Linked DNA regions of Mus musculus: region 2 is linked to region 1. The links are chromatin loops, found by intact Hi-C in ENCODE. Cell type or tissue: heart. All regions are shown on one strand.

Region 1 (5,000 bases):
ACAACACCACAGACCCTGAGTACCTTGATTGTGTGAGTGCCGTCTGGTCTCTGGTAGAGTTTTATTCCTCTTCTCTTCTGTAGCCAGGCCAAATCCTGTAACATGTCACTACTGAAGGAGGATTCCACTCGGATTCCCTTGCTACAAACACCGGCTGATCCTTCAAGAACATTTTCTTGTTTCTCTACATTTTTACATTCTGAATGAACATAGATCAGGAACTGACTGCTTGACTCTGAAGGACTCAATGTAAAAGTCCTTTCAGAAAAATGTTCAACTAAACTCTCTTTGGGGAGAAGCTGAAGAGCAAAATCTCCCAGAAATGCTTTCCAAGAATTATCCACACGATAGGGAGAAACTGTAACATTCAAAGTCACAGACAAACGGGTCTCTTCCTCGGTGGCCTCTAAGACGCTCACAGTCTCTGAACGCCTCTTCTTATCTCTGTGAAGTGCACTCTCAGGAGGGCCTTCATCGATGATGATGCAATCAGAAGAAGAGTCTGCATCTGAACAGGCCTGTTCCCCGACCGTCATGGTGAGCGGCTCACTCCTCAGGTCCTCATGCATGTTCCAGTGAAGCTGCTGTTGCCTTTCTTCATCGACCTTCATCGGGGGAGCACGTTTCCTTCGGCTGCTCATTTTCACGCTTCCACTTTCTTGATAAGTAAATGTGAATTCTAAATGACAAATGGAATAGTTGGTGTGAGGCAGGATAAAGACAGGAAAACTAAGAGAATAGAGTCCATACAGTCAAGTCTGGTTAAAGCCTCTGGCTAACTGCAAATCTAGACTCCAGGAAAATTAACAATGTACATCTGCTGTGAAGGTTACCAACACTGAGGTGATATATCTTTTATGAGGAAATAGTTCCAAACAAAAACATAAACATTGCAATATTCAGGCTTACAGCCCTAATGTGCACAAACCTAGGCTGGGCCTCACTCCTCTACTGGATATTTTCTAGGACTCTCACACACAAGACTCTGACTTTCATTCACAGTGAAAATATCCTCATTTCATGAAGCACATCCTAACCCAGTTCCTTATCTTAACAATAACCCTGTGATACTAGGCACATTCCTCAGTAGCCCTTACACAAAACTTAAGTCTGTTATATAATGTGAACTCTTCAAAATAGGTAAATTGATAAGAAGACTTAAGTCAAGTAATAGCTGCTGTGCTTTGGCTATAAAAGCTCCTCACAGATTACATGTCAGAACTGAGATGGGGCCTAGGAGTAGGGAGTCCGATGCTGGTTGCTGAGCCTGGGGGACCAGTCTTGTTTCCTATCCTGTCTGTTTTCTTATCTACCCAGGTGTGAGCAACAAGGTGTGACCAAGCTGCTGCAACAAGAACACCCCACTGTGTCTTCCCATCAGAAGGGATTGGTAATTGGTCACCTCAAGGACAAAACTAACAGGTAAGAAACACTTTAACCATGATCTCATGTATCAAATGCTGTGACAGTTTCACTCATGTTTGGTAGAAATTTTCAGTTAAGAAACAATCCCATTAAAGAAGACAAATTATAATACTATACTTGATGGCCAACAACTAGGAAGACAAACCTCTCACTACATCAGAAATAAATGCCTGTCTCACATGTTAGTTGTATTTAACCCCACACCACTGCTCTTTTAATTCCAATGAGCTTGACAATCCCAAAGCGTTAACAAAACTTCGATCGATCCTTATACAGAGGAGGGAAGAACACACACACACACACACACACACACACACACACACTAGTTTTATGGATTAACAGTGTGATTGGCAGGGAGTATCACTATTCAAAGGTTTGGACCAATTGGAATAGGTGTGGCCTTGTTGCAGTAAGTGTGTGACTGCAAGAGCTGCCTGGAAGCCAGTATTCTGCTAGCAGGCTTCAGATGAAGATGTGGAGTTCTAAGCATCTTCTGCACCATGCCTGCCTGGATGCTGCCATGCTCCCACCTTGATGACAATGGACTGAACCTCAGAACCTGTAAGCCAGTGCCAATTAAATGTCATCCTTTATAAGACTTGCCTTGGTCATGGTGTCTATTCACGGGAGTAAAACCCTAACTGAGACAAAGAGTAAAAGCTTAGACAAAGAATAAAGTGGTGTTAGCGATCATGGGACCTAGGCAAATACAGGAGCAAAGGCAAACACGTAGGAGAAAAACATAGACTTGCCATGATAAATTCAAGCCAAGTGGATTAAAAGGCACCACGGTGAAAAGGCAAGACTGTAAACAATACCGTTCCTCCCACAGGGTACCTTAACCAGAAACCAACATCTTCGTTCACCAACCTAGCGCTACCTGCAGCGTCAAAGTGCACACAATGCACAGGAGCCAGGGCGCTTCTGCAGGCGACTGTAATGCTTGAGAGTTTGCCAGCCTAACTTGGCGGCCTCTGCATCCCTCCCAGCTACCTGTCGTCCCACGCACCGCCAGCCTGCAAGGCAAGTTATCCTCGAAGAAGGAGCCGGAGGGACAGCTCGTGACAGGGCCTCAGCACGCAAGCGTGGGCAGCAAGCACCCGTCCCACGCGAGAAGGGCTCGGCCCACGTCCGGGCTGGGGCCGAGCCGCGGGGCCTCGCAGGGCCGATCACTCCGGATCCCGGAGCTGCGCAGGAGCCCTCGGAGTTTCCCTGACGCGCAGAGCCAGCCTCCCTCCGCCGCGACTCTAACCCCAGAGCCCGCACGCACCCTCACCTACCTCAGCCGCTCTGCAGGCACCTGTCGCCGGGCCCGGCCCTCCTCGCAGGCTGCAGATCCCGGGCCCACAGTCGCCACACTCACCTGCGGGAGTTGCGCATGCGCGCTGCACGCTGGGTGAAGCCTGGCACCCAGGCCGGAAGCCGCCAGCGCCAGCTGAGGAGGCCAGCAGGAGCGCTCGCTCCAGGCGAACGCGCAGGACCAGTCGGGACGCTCCGCCCCTCTTTCCGGTGTTGGCTTCAAAAAGCACCTCTGCGCATGTCCCGTCCCTGAGGTCCCGGTAGAAGACGGTTTAAGTCTCGCGGTGGTTGTGCCTCTCTCTTTTCCCCGCCTCCCGTGGCTTTAGCAAATGCAGGATGGGCGGGGCCCGAAAGAAGGGGCGGGACCTCTTGCCAGAGAGGGCGGGGCTCTTTGCCAGAGCGGTAGGCTTGATGTGAGTTGTGGTTTTCATAAAAAGGCAGAAAGTTACATAAAACGGAATTCACGATGCTGAGCAATTATAATACCCAAACAAATATACAATTAATCCACTAAACCAAAAGAATTCGATCTGCTAAGGAAAAAAAAAAAAAAAAAAAAAAAAGGCAGAGACGATGTCTTCAAAAGGAACTGAGAAAAATGAAGCCAGAGAGAAATTTATTCTTGCCAAGAAAATTACTAAGGCTTTAAATGTTTAAACGTTTTAAGAGAAAAAAAATTATACAGCTATGCTGAAGCAGGCCTCCCAGTATCTTTTCCAAAGGGAGAATTCTATCTTCAGTAGACATAAAAGTCTCTCCTCTGAGGATTTCAATAGTGTGTTTACCAAGTGCTTTGTATGTCCTTCGAATTTTTTTCTGTGGAGTAATTTTTTTTTTTGTTTGTTTGTTTGGTTGTTTTGTAATCACCAGAGCTAATTCCAGGGGAGGAAAAGGTTCGCTTGTTATTTGGCTTTCTGGAAATTCCCTGTTGTGAGACATCTGTTCATGAAAATACTGTGTCTTACCACCTAGTAGATGGTAAATAATCTAATGATAGTACAGACAGGAGAACCGACTTATTGGACACACTCAGATCTTACACGTGAATCCCCACTTTTCATATAACTCAGCTGCCTTGTTTGGAAACAATACAGGTGTGTTGTATCATGTCTAAGCTAGGCTTGGATCCAGTCCATAGTGATAAATATTGCAATTAAGAAAATTTTAATTTTTTTTTCTGGTTTCTGTGTTGTGGTCCAGTAAGTATACATCATGTCTAAACAGAGTATAAATATCAAAATGTTTAAATATTTTGACTGAATTCTCAGCACAGTACCTTTCTCTTGATAGAGGATTTGCTTTGAAGCTGATGGCTGCTCAGTCAAGCTCCTGGCTGGCAGAAGAGGAGGCACCTATAGAAACGTGTTAAAAATAAACACAAGTTCTGGTTTGCAAAGAAAGAGATCACTACTCTATCCGACAAGGCTGAGCCACACAATATGGGTGCTCAGAGCTGAACTCAGATCTTGTGCAAGAGAAGAGTGATCTCATAACCTCTGAGCTCACTCTCCGCTATCTCCCTAGAATGTATTTCTTAAACAAAAAGATGTAACAACCAAAGTGACTCCTTGCTCCATGGCCATGAAAAGAATATCAATCTCACTAGACACCTGCACTGAAGCTTTGGGGTAACTAGGTACATTAACCTAGAAGCAATAATTTGAAAATAATGTATATATTTTTAATTTTCTGAGCAGTGTATCTCAACAATGAGCTCAAAATATTCGGTGAAAACACTTATTAAGCAGATAATCTGCCATCAAGGGGGACGTGCAATACACTTTTTAAGAGCCACAGAACCTTTACAGCTTTAGTATTTACCTCCAACCTAAAGTCAACAGTTGAATTATTTCCCCAGAAGAAAGTCATCCTGTAATTAAAGTTTAAAGCCACTCACCGATTTCTCCTTAGCTGTGGAAGTCCTATAGGCCATGTTCTTCCATAAGAGGTTTGCTTACTCTGTACTGCTCTGCCTTCCCACCCCATAACCAATCTTAGCTCTCTTTCTCCTGATAAAGCTTTACAGTTTCTTCTCCATCATTTACTGTTTCAGTTTATACTTTTAGGTTACAAGGATGCTTTTCCCCCCATAAGCCACATGAGCAAACCATCTGCTAGCGCTCAAGCTCTGCCTCCTGCAAGACACAGTCTCTGGTGGCTGCCTTCTAATTAAGATGTAGAGCTCTCAGCTCCTTCTCCAGCACCATGCCTGTCTGAACACTATCAGGCTTCCTACTATGATGATAATGTACTGAACCGCTGAACCTGTAAGCCAG
Region 2 (5,000 bases), 200 kb before region 1:
AGTCATAGGTCCCCTCCACTGTTCCCTCTGCAGCCATCTGATAGTCCGTGTCTTCTTCTTCATACCTAGCTGCCCAGCCCCTTTATTGGGCAAGGATATTGGCTAAACTAAGCCTTTCCACTGCCTTCATCCATTCCTCCAGAATTTTCCTTCTTCTCCTAGTCTCTGAGGACAATACCCTCCAGTTCAGCATTCTTTTAGATACAAACTGAGCCTATTTTTCTATTTTATATTAAGTAATTAAATTATGTCAGTCTTGCAGAGGTGAGACCCACAGGGATGTTTTGATAGATAAAATATTTTTAGTGTTTCATCTGTACAAACTTTAAGTTGATTTTCCTTTTAAAGAGACAAATGTCGTTATTGCTGCTGTTCAGTAGATTAATTGTTTAATATTGGATGGTGACCTTCTAGATGGCTAGACCAAAGATGAAATATTAGCATTGTGTGGTAAGACTCATCTATTGCTCTCTAGACCTGACTGTAGTCCCTACACACCTGAAAGCCTGGACTAAGAGTGGATTGGGTTTGACTTTTGTTTAAATTAAAAAGTACATTTTCTTTCTCAATGTTTAAAATGAATGGGTAAAATGTAATTCTAGTAAGGTAGATGTAGTTGAGCAAAGATACTATAAATAAAAAAGGAGTTTAAATATAAAATGTTCTACTTTGTGAATATGCGAGTATAGAATAAAATTTCCTTCATCCATCTATCCCCTTCCTTTCAAATAAACCTTAATTTACAACTGGCAGGTTTGTCTAGATTCCATTGCCTTTTATGTAGCACTGGGACAGATTTGGCTGTAGTTTTAGTCATCTACTTTAAGAGTTTGTCTTCAGATAATCCAAAGGAAAAGAAGTTTACATTCTTGAATATATATTAGCCTCGGCCTAAATAATGATTCCTCTGAAGTAAACCCTTGCCAGGAACAGAACTGACGGATTCTCCACCTCCTCACTCCCTAACATACACTGCTGCGCTGTGCTCGCAACAGCAGACTCCCCTACTCCTTTCCTAGGTCTTTTTTTAAAAACTCAGTTTCAGTCCTAAGGTATACAACTGGATGTTTTTCCTGATGACACAGTGTCGGGAAGTTATTCATATCTAAGAACTTCTGACTGGTCTGGGAAGGATGATGGATTGAATACTCCTAATTTTGTCTGGAAGTCTGGCAGAGTTACAATGTTGTACATTTTGTGGAAGCTTATGTTTTTGTACTTTATATTTCAAATAAGATAGTTTTAGAGTCTTGAGTGAAGAAGAGCCACCTTTGTATTCCACAGTAATAACTAATCCCTAACTCACCCTCTACATCACGGAGGAATGCCATATGCGCCTCCATGCTTCTTCAAATCACCCTACACATCAATGAGGAAGTTTACATTCTGCTCCAAATCACACACAGAAACCAGTGGACTGTGACTTTCTCAGTCATGAGTAGGATAGGTTTGGCAACCTCAGTAGCTGATAGAGATCTGGATGCAGAGCTGGGGGGGGGCACTGGGGGGTGTCACAGTTTATATTTATGTCAGTAGATCTCTACCCAGTTGGCAGAAACCATCCAACAGTCAACCTTGGCCCTACCACTCCTTCAAGACCAACTCACCTTCCTAGCTTCAGTGTTCCTATACAACTGATGGGCTCTCAACTTGCTGGCTGCCAAAAGGGACGGCACTTGTCTCTTATTCAATAAAATATATGGTGGTCCTATGTAAATCAGTCTGCCCAAGAGGAAGAGAGGGGAAAAAAAAAACTCACATAAGTTGGCTTATAAATCTCGACCTCCATGGACCAACTCCAGCATATACTGGATCCTCAGTATGTCTACTCTAGACATGTGGTTGCTGGGAATTGAACTCAGGACCTCTGGAAGAACAAGCAGCCAGTGTTCTTAACCGCTGAGCCATCTCTCCAGCTCTACCTCAGTTTCCTTAAGCGTCCACTTTTTAATTCTCCCTTTTCTTCTGTCCACCTTCCTCAGCAGAGTCTAAGAACCTCCACTATGTTCTGGTTTTCTAGTCTGTGCTAATGAGGAAACCAACCTCTTTGGCTCAGGGTTGCTGGGGACTGGGTGCGTACTCCTGTGTAAAAATGCTAGTATTATAGTATAGTGAAGAAATGAGACTTTACTCATCCAGAGACAGAGTCTGCTTCTGGAAATTCATTTTCCCCCTTTTATTTACTTAGTAATTTGGTGTTTTTGAGATGGGGTCTCTATGTAGCTCTGGATATCCTGGAACTCACTTTGTACACCAGGCTGGCTTTTGAACTCTTGAGTGCTGGGCTTTAAGACATACATCACCATACCAGGCCTCCTTTTTTTTTTTTTTTTGACTGCGAGTACAAGGTCTTGGTTTGCAATGACAATAGCAAAAGTACTAAGCACAGTGGTTCACAACTTTCACAGCACTCTGGAAGCTGAGGAAGGAGGGATGCTACCAGCTACAGGCTACCTGTACATGCATTGCCTCACATTAATCTGCCCTGGTCTAACAAACCATATTCCTGGGTTAGACAGTTTAGCCCCTCCCACACAGTTATCCATGCTCTTAAAGACAGCATCTCCTTGTTAATTTCCAATCCTCAGAACCAACCTACCCATCTACAAGAAGGTCCTGATAACTGAGAAAACAGAACATGAACACATGAAACTTAACTCAAAAAACAAGTCAGAGTACAGAGAATAAGTGGGGTGTGTGTATTATTTTAGAAATCTTTTTTAAAAAGAAATGTCTCTAATAGGATAAAATGAACTCTATAAAATAAAAGTCAATATCACATCTATAATTTAAAATAAGGGTATTAAAGCCAGCAGGGATAATGGACTAAATTCTTTATATTTTATAGCATGTACAGTTGCTAATTTTATGCATTTCCAGTAGGTGTCAATAGATACTCTTTTTTGCAAGCTACATATAATGTATGTGGTAACCTGCAGAAAAATTGAAAACAGACAAGTTAAAGTGAATGCATTAAGAAATAGCAACCCAACCATCAGCACTTTGGGGGTATTAGAAACGCTGATAAAGGAGGAGACCTGGAAATGGGTGCTCTAGTACACCACGCACCGTTATTAAAATTATCAGATGTAATTTTACTGTGGAAAAAGGACACAGTGACATTAGTAGAAATGCACTGCAAAGGGAGGACAGCCAAAGGCAGGCAGCTCTCACATCTGACATAATGAAGTGCTAGCTGACCATCAAACCCAAGAGTGGCCAAAAAGACCAGCAAAGGGAATAAACAGATCCCAGTAAACCACGTGCTTTTCTTGGGTCTCGTTTTTTTGTTATTCTGCATTCTTGTTTTCCACAAGAACTGGCTAATGGCCTGGTTGTCTGCCCATACGAATTTCTCAAGAAGCATTCATTCCCTCCACGGGACTCTGAGAACCACTGAGCCACACACGTTCAGTTTGCCACCACGCCCATTGCCTTCACAGAAAAGGCTGTCTCGATCCACCCAGCGTGGTCGGTGGACACGCTGCTACGGATTTTTCAACACATTCCTTACTGAAACGTAAAGTGGCGACATTTTGGCTTGTCCAAATCCATTGTACAGAAACATTTCCAAATGCTAGAAAGAAAACCGCACTTGGATTCCAATCCAAGAATCTCGAAAACCAAAAGGAACCTTAATGCACAGTAACAGCTGCACAGTATTTTTTTTTTTCACTTAAAAAGTAAAACACACCTGTATGCAAATAAGTCTGAGCTATATTAATATTGTTAAAGAAAAAATAAATACTCAAAATTATATATTGTACAATATTTGTTCAAACAGTTACACACACACGCGCGCATGCAGGCAATATGTTTAGGTTTTGTATGGTGGAAATGCTGCTTTCAATCATATATTCTTATTATAATATTTTTGTGGAACAAGTTCTCACTTTGTAGCCTTGGCTGGCTGGGAACTCCCAGCAATCCTCCTGCCTCAACCTCCCAAGTACTGAGATTACAGATTTGTGCTATCACAAGTGGCTATTTACTTTTATTATTTCTTTACAACCGATATTACTCTTTACATATTTTAAGAAATCAAGTCATGTCTCAATTGTCTTCTATCGCGGTGACCTGACTTTGGGGGAGGAGCTTGCTATTTCCCACGATTCGGTCTCAAAAATCTAAGGGAAAATTCCCTCCAGCAAGCGGCCCCTTGTAGTGTGGGGTGGGCCACTTCGGAGTGGATTAGAGAGAGGCCTAAGGCAGGAGACCCTCGGAACTGGGTCTTGATCCGGACCAGGGCATCGCTGTGCAACCGGGTAGGGTCAAGATGGTGGGCGAGCGGTGGCCAACAGTTAAGTGCACGGGGAGCTGCGGGGGCGCGCGAGCTGCGGGCTGCGCGCCCCCGAGGCCGCGGCCGGGGTGCACGGGGAGCTGCGGGGTGCGGGCCTCGGGCCGGGGAGCGCAGTACCTTCCCAGTGCAGCTCGCCTCCAGGCTCGCGCTGCAGGAACTTGTACCAGAACGTGTCAACGCGGCCCGGCTCCGCCCCGCCGGCCTCCTCGTACGCCTCCAGCTCCACCTCGGCGAGCCACAGGCCGGGCTCCTGCAGCGCCAGCGCAGCGGCGCCCGCCGCGGTACCCGCGGGCCTGAGACGCACGGCGCCGTGCGGCTCCCAGCGCCCTAACTCGGGCCGCGAGCCGGCGAGCAGCAGCTCCTGCCGAGCGCCGGCCACCGCGGGCGGCACCACCACGCCGAAGCGGAAGAGCATGGCGGTGGCCCGAGTCCTGGGAGCCTGGCGAGCGGCAGCGGCGGCGGCGCGAGCTCCGGGGCGGCGCGAGACGTGCAGCGCCGCGCGTTTGTGGCCCGGTCACGCGGCCGTGGGATCAGGGTTCCCAGGCGCCGTGGAGCTGCAGCCGCAGGAAGCGGGCATTCGGGGCTCGCGAGAGGCTGAGACCCACACTGGACCTAGGAGGGAGGAAAACGACACCCCGACATTGTCCTGTCGTCTTCCCAGAGATCTGAAATCACTTTTACTAAGTCAACAAAGGAAGAA

What was found. Peaks named below come from ENCODE experiments on the same cell type or tissue, not always from the same donor. Only the 100,000 strongest peaks of a DNase experiment are listed, where the experiment ranks them.
Region 2: a loop joins it to region 1, with 3 times the contacts of the local background. A loop is called at or near these places in 3 of 42 quality-filtered maps.

Annotation. Positions count from the first base shown.
Region 1 is chr10:11,147,292-11,152,291 of GRCm38, reverse strand. Shprh (SNF2 histone linker PHD RING helicase) reads right to left here and starts at 2,862. Exons shown (of 30, transcript NM_001077707.1): 1 at 2,706-2,862; 2 at 24-679. The coding sequence starts at 641. In heart, a CTCF peak has its summit at 2,872; a DNase peak (open chromatin) is centred at 2,911; H3K4me3 peaks cover 2,182 bases; H3K27ac peaks cover 963 bases.
Region 2 is chr10:11,343,186-11,348,185 of GRCm38, reverse strand. Epm2a (epilepsy, progressive myoclonic epilepsy, type 2 gene alpha) reads right to left here and starts at 4,741. Exons shown (of 4, transcript NM_010146.2): 1 at 4,418-4,741. The coding sequence starts at 4,715. In heart, a CTCF peak has its summit at 2,881 (motif pointing right); a DNase peak (open chromatin) is centred at 4,455; H3K4me3 peaks cover 1,284 bases; H3K27ac peaks cover 1,097 bases.